Regions from separate parts of the Mus musculus genome. Here regions 1 and 2 are each linked to region 3. A link is a loop called in an ENCODE intact Hi-C map of the cell type or tissue named here. Cell type or tissue: heart. All regions are shown on one strand.

Region 1 (2,500 bases), 53 kb after region 3:
GGCTGGAGAGATGGTTCAGCGGTTAAGAGCACTGATTGCTCTTTCAGAGGTCCTGAGTTCAGTTCCCAGCAACCACATGGTGGCTCACAACCATCTGTAATGAGATCGCATGCCCTCTTCTCGTGTCTGAAGACAGCTACAGTGTACTTATAAAGAAAAGCTGCCGGGATTGGCCAGGTATTGCTGAGGACAGACATGGAATGTTTCTGCATAGACAGAACCAGGCATGAAAGAATAGGTATTTAACACTGCAGCAGTACATTTTTAGAGAGGTCTGAAAATGGTTCATTGGGCACTGGTGTTTGTGTGGGACACGGTCAAGAAGAGTAATGGAACCATCTGCCATCTGAAGACTTCACGCCAGAGCAAATCTTTAAAATAGTTCATGCATCCATTTAAACAACAAGTCTTGAGGACTCAGTGATTAAGAGCACTTGCTGCTCTCGCAGAGCACCTGGGTTTGGTTACCAGCTCATATGAGGCAGCTCACAGCTGCCTGAAACTCTAGTTTCTCAGGATCAACGGTTTCTTTTGGACTTTGCATTTTACATGTTAACACAACACCCACATACATCATAATTAAAATTAATAAATCTGAAGCCAGGCGTGATGGCGCACGCCTTTAATCCCAGCGCTCGGGAGGCAGAGGCAGGAGGATTTCTGAGTTGGAGGCCAGCCTGGTCTACAAAATGAGTTCAGGGAGAGCCAGGGCTACACAGAGAAACCCTGTCTCAAAAAAACAAAAACAAAACAAAACAAAACAAAACAAAAAAACAAAACAAAAAGGAGTTGCAGAGATGACTTAGTGGTTAAGAGTTTTGGCTGCTCTTCCAGAGGACCCAGGTTCTATTCCCAGCACCCACATGGTGGCTCAAAAACTGTCTAATTGAATCCAGGCACCAGGCAGGCACATAGCATTCATATATATATCCAGGCTTAAAAAGAAAGGAAATTAAGAAATTAAGAAAGCCCTCATACATATTACAAAAAAAAAAAAAAAAATAAGTTGGGACTGGAGAGAGAGACGGCTCAGAGCACTGGCTGCTCTTCCAGACAACAGTGGTTCAATTCTCAGTAGGCACTATCTGTAACTTTAGTTTCAGAGTATCCAACAAAGGCGTGCGCCACCACGCCCGGGAAAAATAAATAAATCTTAAAATCAATTAAGCTCCACTTAATGTGAGATCTGGAATCCTCAATATTTGCATCCACAGGCTGAGGCTGGAGGATCCCACCTCGAAATCTACTAGACAAGGGCGCAAAACCGTTTTTTTTTTTCAAAATATGTATTAGTGCCCACCATGCGCTAAGTGCAGACTGAACAGATCAGGGTGATGCGATGGGAACATAGCTCTAGGAACTCTCTCTGCTTTTGGATCCTCACGAAAACCGAGTCACCGAGTTCCGAAAACTTCCTACCCCACCCCGGCGCCTCATCACGGTACGCACCGCGAGAACTCGCCGGGACCTTCAGACGAAGAGCTCCGAAGGTTCCCGAGTCAAAAAGACTCGGAGGCGGAACCCAAGGCCCAGAGGAAGCTGGGTAGCCGAGTTCAGGCGCGCCACGGGAGGAAGCGGAAATGCGTTGCCATTTTAAAGGTGTCGTCCCGCCTCTCGTGTCTCTCTTTCCGTCTCCGGCCGCCATAGGGAGAGGAGGTGAGTGTGAGGCCTCTGTCCGTCCCGCGTGGCCGCCATCTCGCTCCCACGGCCTCGGTCTCCTGCCTGGGCTTTCTCTCCTTGTACCCAAGCACCATTCGCTGCCCTCATTCCCCACCGGAAGTGGGGCCTCAGCGTCCCTTCCCCCTTCTAAGTCTCCGCGGTGTTAGCTCGGCCTGCCTCCTTTGCTCACCCTTTCCTCGGCCGTGTAAAGCTCTTGCTCGCTTTTTCCCAACGGTGCTGCCGCTTACCCAGCCGCCTGTCCACGGCCTGCTTCTTTCTGACATCTTTCACACCCCCCCCCCCCCCGGCTTCTCCCCAGCCGCCGCCATGTCCGCGCATCTGCAGTGGATGGTCGTCCGGAACTGCTCCAGTTTCTTGATCAAGAGGAATAAGCAGACGTACAGCACGGTGAGTCGGGCCCGCGTGTGAGGGGCACTGTGGCTCTTTTGCGTATCGGAGCCTCCGGGCCTTAACTTAACATCGTGTACACCTATTCCCCAGGAGCCAAATAATCTGAAAGCCCGAAACTCCTTCCGCTACAACGGGCTAATTCACCGCAAGACCGTCGGAGTGGAGCCGGCCGCCGATGGCAAAGGGGTCGTGGTAGTTATGAAACGCAGATCCGGTGAGCCTTTGCACACGATAGCGCTCCCTTTTTCCAGGGTCCAGAACTGCCCTTCCTCTGACTTCCCGGCTGTGTAAGGTGATCTTTAAATTAAGAAGTGTAGAGAGAAACTTAAGTACAGTTTCTCTATGTAGACCTCAATGTCCTGGAACTCTACATCAGGTTGGTCTAGAACTCAGAGATCCACCTGCCTCTGCTTCCTGAGTGCTTGGATTA
Region 2 (2,500 bases), 55 kb before region 3:
ACTCATCATGAGACTTCCCAATACAAGGCTGCGATCGGACACTTTACAGCTGACCTTCACCCTATCATGATGCCACATTTAGACTCTAGCTCACCACCCAGGAAGACAACAGCTTGTAGCTCACTAAGCCACTCTCCCCAAGACACTTAGATCCTCAGGACCCTCACCCAACCTTCTTAGGTCCTCATACTTTACCTCCTCGCTCATGGGTTCTGGAGGGGGGTCTGGCTCCTGAGAACCCGCAGTAATAGCCATCTGCAGCAGGCCTTGGAGGTTCCGTGGAGGCCGGGGGTTGCCTGAGCCCCCCGCCGAGGAACCACTGCCCCCTGACGAGCAACCCTGAGAGGCCGGAGGCAACGCAAGAGGGAGGCGACTGCCCCCTGAGCCTTTGTCTGCCATGGACTTTCTGTGAAGGAAGAATGTGTTTAAAGGAAATTGATGGTCACCGCTGAGGCAGCAATGGTGTCCGGATGGGTCGACTCTTGAAGGTCTGCTGAGAAGGTGGAGTTTTGAAGGTGTTAGGAGTCTTCTCATGATCCCAAACCATTCTGCCTGCAACCACCTTAACCATAGCCCCCTTTCCTTCCTTCATACTAACAGGACCCTTGCCCAAATCCAGATGTCCCTCCTTGCTCCCTAGCAACAGGCCCCACCTACTCCCTGGCAACGAGCCCCCCCAAGCTCCCCAGCTTGCGTCCTCGTCTCTTAGCAACCCCACTGCCCCGCCTCCATGGCAACAAGCCTTCGCTCAGTCTCCTTAGCAACAATTCTCCTCCCGTGTCTTTGAAGAGGGGCGCCCCAATGGGGCTGATCTCACCTTGCCGGGTCTAGAGCTGCCACCACGCCTAAAGATAGACTAGGCTGCACCTGACTCTACTGGGCGCCGCCATCTTTACCGGAAATACGCAGTTCTCACACGGAAGTGCCTCACCCCAAGCTGTTTGCCCAGTTCTAAGCAGCACCTCTTAGCGGATGCGGCACTTAGCTCCGCCTCTGTCGACTAGGCCCCCACCACTTTCTCTTTGTCACGCCCCTACATTTCGCGCTTTTGTTATAAGCCCCGCCCCCTAGCTCCTCTGTTTATCTTAGCAAACAAGGGACTTTCATGGCGAACTCCTCCCCTCCCAGGCATAGGCCCCGCCTATGCCCATATTCCCCGCCTCTTTTCTAGGCCTTTCGGCCTGTCCCAGTCAAGTCCCGCCTCTTAGTACCTGGAACTTCAGCTTGTCCTGTTCGGCCACGCCCCTGCGTAGGCCACGCCCCTTCTCTGCTGCTGCTGCTGCTGCTGCTGCTGCTGCTGCTGCTCAGACGGTTTTGTTCCTCACTCAACTGATTTTAACTGCATTTGCTCCTAGAGTCTCGGGATATCTCCCCTAATATCCCACCTTTGTAACCTGAGACTCGGGCTCACTTTTTTCTAGGCCTCAGTTTCCCCATTTATTACCGGTTTCAGTGTGGAATACTCTGTGTGAGTTGTGTGTCTTCATGTGACTATGCATGGTGTGTGGGAAGTCCCATGTCAACATCAGCTGTCTTCCACCTTCGATCTTCCAATCATTTTAAAAATATTTTTAGAGTTACTTATTTATTTATTTATTTATTTATTTATTTATTTATTGGGTTTTTCGAGACAGGGTTTCTCTGTGTAGTCCTGGCTGTCCTGAAACTCACTTTGTAGACCAGGCTGGCCTCGAACTCAGAAATCTGCCTGCCTCTGTCTCCCGAGTGCTGGGATTAAAGGTGTGGGCCACCACTGCCCGGCTAGATTTTATTTTTAAAGATTGTTTTTAATTATGTAGTAGGGGAGGAGGCAGATGCCTGTAAATGCAGGTTTCTATGGGGCCAGAGACAAAGGACAAACTAAAGCTGTAGTTACAGGCAGTTATGAGACAACCAATATATATATATATATGGGTGCTAGGAACCAAGCTCAGGCTCTTTGCAAGAACAGTAAGTACTCTTAATGACAAGCTATCTCTTCAGCCTCTTAAATTATTGTTGTTCTTTTAATTTTTTTGTAGACTTACCTATTTACTTGTGTACAAATAGTTTGTGGTTGGTTAGTTTTTGTTTTGTTTTTTGAGACAGTGTTTTACGGTATAGCCTTGGCTGTCCTGGAAGTTACTCTGTAGACCATGCTGTCCTCAAACTCACAGAGATCCACTTTCCTCTGCCACCTGAGTGCTGGGATTAAAGGCGTGTGCCACCACTGACCCTGAACATTTTGCCTGCATGTATGTGCGTGCACTGTATGCTTGCTTGATGGATTGCCAGGAACTGGAGTTACAGATGGTTGTGAGCCATCATAATTGGGTGCTAGGAGTTGAACCTGAGTCTTCAGCAAGAGCAATAAAGCAACAAGAGTTCCTAATCATTGAAATATCTCTCATTGAACTCTCTCTCCGTCCCACCCCACCCCTCTTTTGTTTTTTGTTTTGGAGATGGTTCCTTATTTTGGTGTTTTGTTTTGGGGAGGCTCTCAGTATGTAGCCTGGGCAGG
Region 3 (2,500 bases):
CCTAACCCGGAGAGCTGCTTAGGGTAGGGAGCTGTCTTAGAATTTAGGAGAGAGAAGGGTGGTGAGGCATGGACCTCAGACACTTGAAAGTATATCAGTGTATGATATTTGCTTTGTAGACGCAACCATGAAGCTGTGAGTTGGCAAAACCCCAAGATCACAGAACGGTGCAAAACTTCAGCCTCCTTAAAAACAAAATGTTGCAGCAGCACATATACTAAAATTGCAGCGATACAGTGAAGATTTGCATGGCTCCTGTGCAAGGATGACGAGCAAATTCATGCCTGATCTACATGGTGAGTTCTAGGACAGTCAAAGCTCATGTCTCAAAAGAGAAGCTACTATGATTTAATCAATTGTGTGTGTGTGTGTGTGTGTGTGTGTGTGTGTGTGCGTGCGCGCGCGCGCGCGCGCGCCTTGGCATGAATGTGGAGGTCAAGGACAACCTTCAGGAGTCGGTGCTTTCTTTCCATTATGCGGATCCTGGCTATGAGACTTGTGGGCAGGTGCTTTTACACACTGGGCCATTTCAATGTCCCATCTCACTTCAATCGGTTGTTCCTTCAGTCTGTAGTAACAAAACATTCTGTGCTGTAGGCATTATCCTAACCCACCAAATAGATAACTCAGGAAAGACAAAAACAAAAGTAAGCTTACTTGTTTGGACGTAATTATGATATCCTGCTAATTATACTTGCAGGATTGAAGAGGTGGGTAATCTTAATTAAGGGGTTTCCCCAGGGGAGTGCCCCATGAATCAGAGCTTGTCTTCTAAGTCCCAACTTCTCAGCGTCGTCTCTTTCTGAACTGTTCACAGGCAGGACAAGAAAACTTCACAGAGTTCTTGTAGGTACAATTTTCCAAAGATAAGGAATACTGGGAAAGAGAAAAGATCTTCTTGCTAAGCAGGGTTGGCACTGAAGTTTTGTTGCCATGGCAACCAATGGTCTCCTGGGGCCGGGAGCGCGATGGCGCGTGTGTGCATTCACCTCTTTCCTTCCTGGTTCGCTCAGGGATTTTGCCCCACTTCAAGCTGAAAGAAAGAGAATAGAGCTCCGGATTTAGGGTGATGGGCGGAGGCCTTAACGAATGGAAGCGTGGTCCTGTCCAAGGCCAACCAATAATATACGAAGTTTGTCTCTGACAGAGCCCTCCCTCTTTTCACTTGGACCTGAATAACCTGACCCAAACAGAGTTTCTGTTGGAGCGACGGCTCTTTAAGCCAATGAAAGCACTGATTTGGGACAGTGCAGAAGAAGAGGCGGGACAGATTTTTATGGCAACGCCTGAATGACAGCGACCCGAGCCATTGGCTGTAGTTCGCTGGATTTATTGACAGAGTGGGCGTGGAGGGGTTTTGTCAGGGCACCGACTGGGGCCAGAAGAGGCGGGAAAAAGAGAGCAATGAGAGTCAGCCAATAAGAACAGCGCGAGTTTCATAGCAACGGAAGAGTGACGGCGGGTTGGGCCAAAGGAAGGTTAAGCTGTTTGTTACGCCGGCCGAGGGGAGGCGCGGCGGCTGTGTCGGACGAGAGCCGGAGGAGGCGGTGGGTGGAGGTGGCGGCTGCAACGCGGGTTCCTGAGGAGAAGGAGGAGGAGAAGCGGGTGAGGGGCGGCGCGGGGCCCGACCTCTGAGCCCCCTCTTGGCCCCCGCCCCGCGCCGCCCGGCCTCCCAGTCACCCCCTGAACCGGCTGTCCCCGGGCCCTTCCTCGAACCTTGCGGTCCAAGTCTCCAGCCCCGCGGATCTACGCGCTCCTCACTCGTACCCTTCCCTGCACCCTTGGAGCCCATGCAGACTCCTCTCTCACTCTCAGGACTTTCCTTGCACCTTAGGAGTCGCTCCTTGCCCCACCAGGGCCCATCCCCACCACCTTTTCCTGCATCGTAACCTACCTACCCTGTCACACTCAGGGCACTTCCTGACTCCTGTCTCACTATCCTGGTCTCTGAGGCCCTTCCTCTGACTCTCTGTTTCCCCAGCCCCCTTCTGCAACCTTCCCAGGCTTTAGTTAGCTACTTAGCGCCCTCAATTCCCTCCTCGAACCCGTAGGATCTTTCAGGTTTCCATCACTTCAAATCCCCCAGGATTCCCTCAAACCCTGCTTGGAACCGCTAAGCCCTTCCCTTGGACCCCAGGCATATCTACCCTTTGGATTTCGTGGGCTCCTCCCTTGCAACCTCAGGTGCCTTCTTCCCCCCACCCCCGCCAATCCTGACTTCCCTCCATCTTTCTCTCCCCTTTCTCTCCCTTCACATCATACTCCCTACACCTCACTTTGTCTTTTCCCAGCTTCCAGGCTTTTTTTCTAAGCACCCTCTTCATTTAACCCAGACCGTTTTTTTTCCAGATCTTTCTCCCAGAGTGGCGGAGTGTGTCTTGCCACACTCTGCCTTCTTGCTCTCTCCCAAAGCGCAGAATTGTCAGACACACCACAGTGAGGGTACTGGGTAACCTGGCCCTCCATTTTATTTGATTTGGTTTTCTGAATCTATTTTTTT

What was found. Hi-C counts contacts between places; a loop is a spot of excess contacts. Peaks named below come from ENCODE experiments on the same cell type or tissue, not always from the same donor. Only the 100,000 strongest peaks of a DNase experiment are listed, where the experiment ranks them.
Region 1: it touches region 3 in a loop (4-fold over the local background); 22 of 42 quality-filtered maps call a loop at or near these places.
Region 2: a loop joins it to region 3, with 8 times the contacts of the local background. A loop is called at or near these places in 9 of 42 quality-filtered maps.

What each region holds. Positions count from the first base shown.
Region 1 is chr7:4,791,343-4,793,842 of GRCm38, forward strand. Rpl28 (ribosomal protein L28) reads left to right here and starts at 1,623. Exons shown (of 5, transcript NM_009081.2): 1 at 1,623-1,656; 2 at 1,979-2,067; 3 at 2,161-2,284. The coding sequence starts at 1,987. In heart, no CTCF peak of the experiment used is centred here; a DNase peak (open chromatin) is centred at 1,539; H3K4me3 peaks cover 1,712 bases; H3K27ac peaks cover 1,666 bases.
Region 2 is chr7:4,684,077-4,686,576 of GRCm38, forward strand. It overlaps Hspbp1 (HSPA (heat shock 70kDa) binding protein, cytoplasmic cochaperone 1), which reads right to left and starts at 905. Exons shown (of 8, transcript NM_001360629.1): 1 at 818-905; 2 at 196-490. The coding sequence starts at 399. In heart, a CTCF peak has its summit at 980; DNase peaks (open chromatin) are centred at 315 and 1,025; H3K4me3 peaks cover 1,549 bases; H3K27ac peaks cover 1,467 bases.
Region 3 is chr7:4,738,635-4,741,134 of GRCm38, forward strand. Kmt5c (lysine methyltransferase 5C) reads left to right here and starts at 1,493. Exons shown (of 9, transcript NM_146177.2): 1 at 1,493-1,605. It overlaps Gm24537 (a small nuclear RNA gene), which reads left to right and starts at 198; the gene lies at 198-299. It overlaps Gm42369 (a long non-coding RNA gene), which reads right to left and starts at 1,446. Exons shown (of 2, transcript XR_881802.3): 1 at 658-1,446; 2 at 356-568. In heart, a CTCF peak has its summit at 1,504; a DNase peak (open chromatin) is centred at 1,337; H3K4me3 peaks cover 2,441 bases; H3K27ac peaks cover 1,959 bases.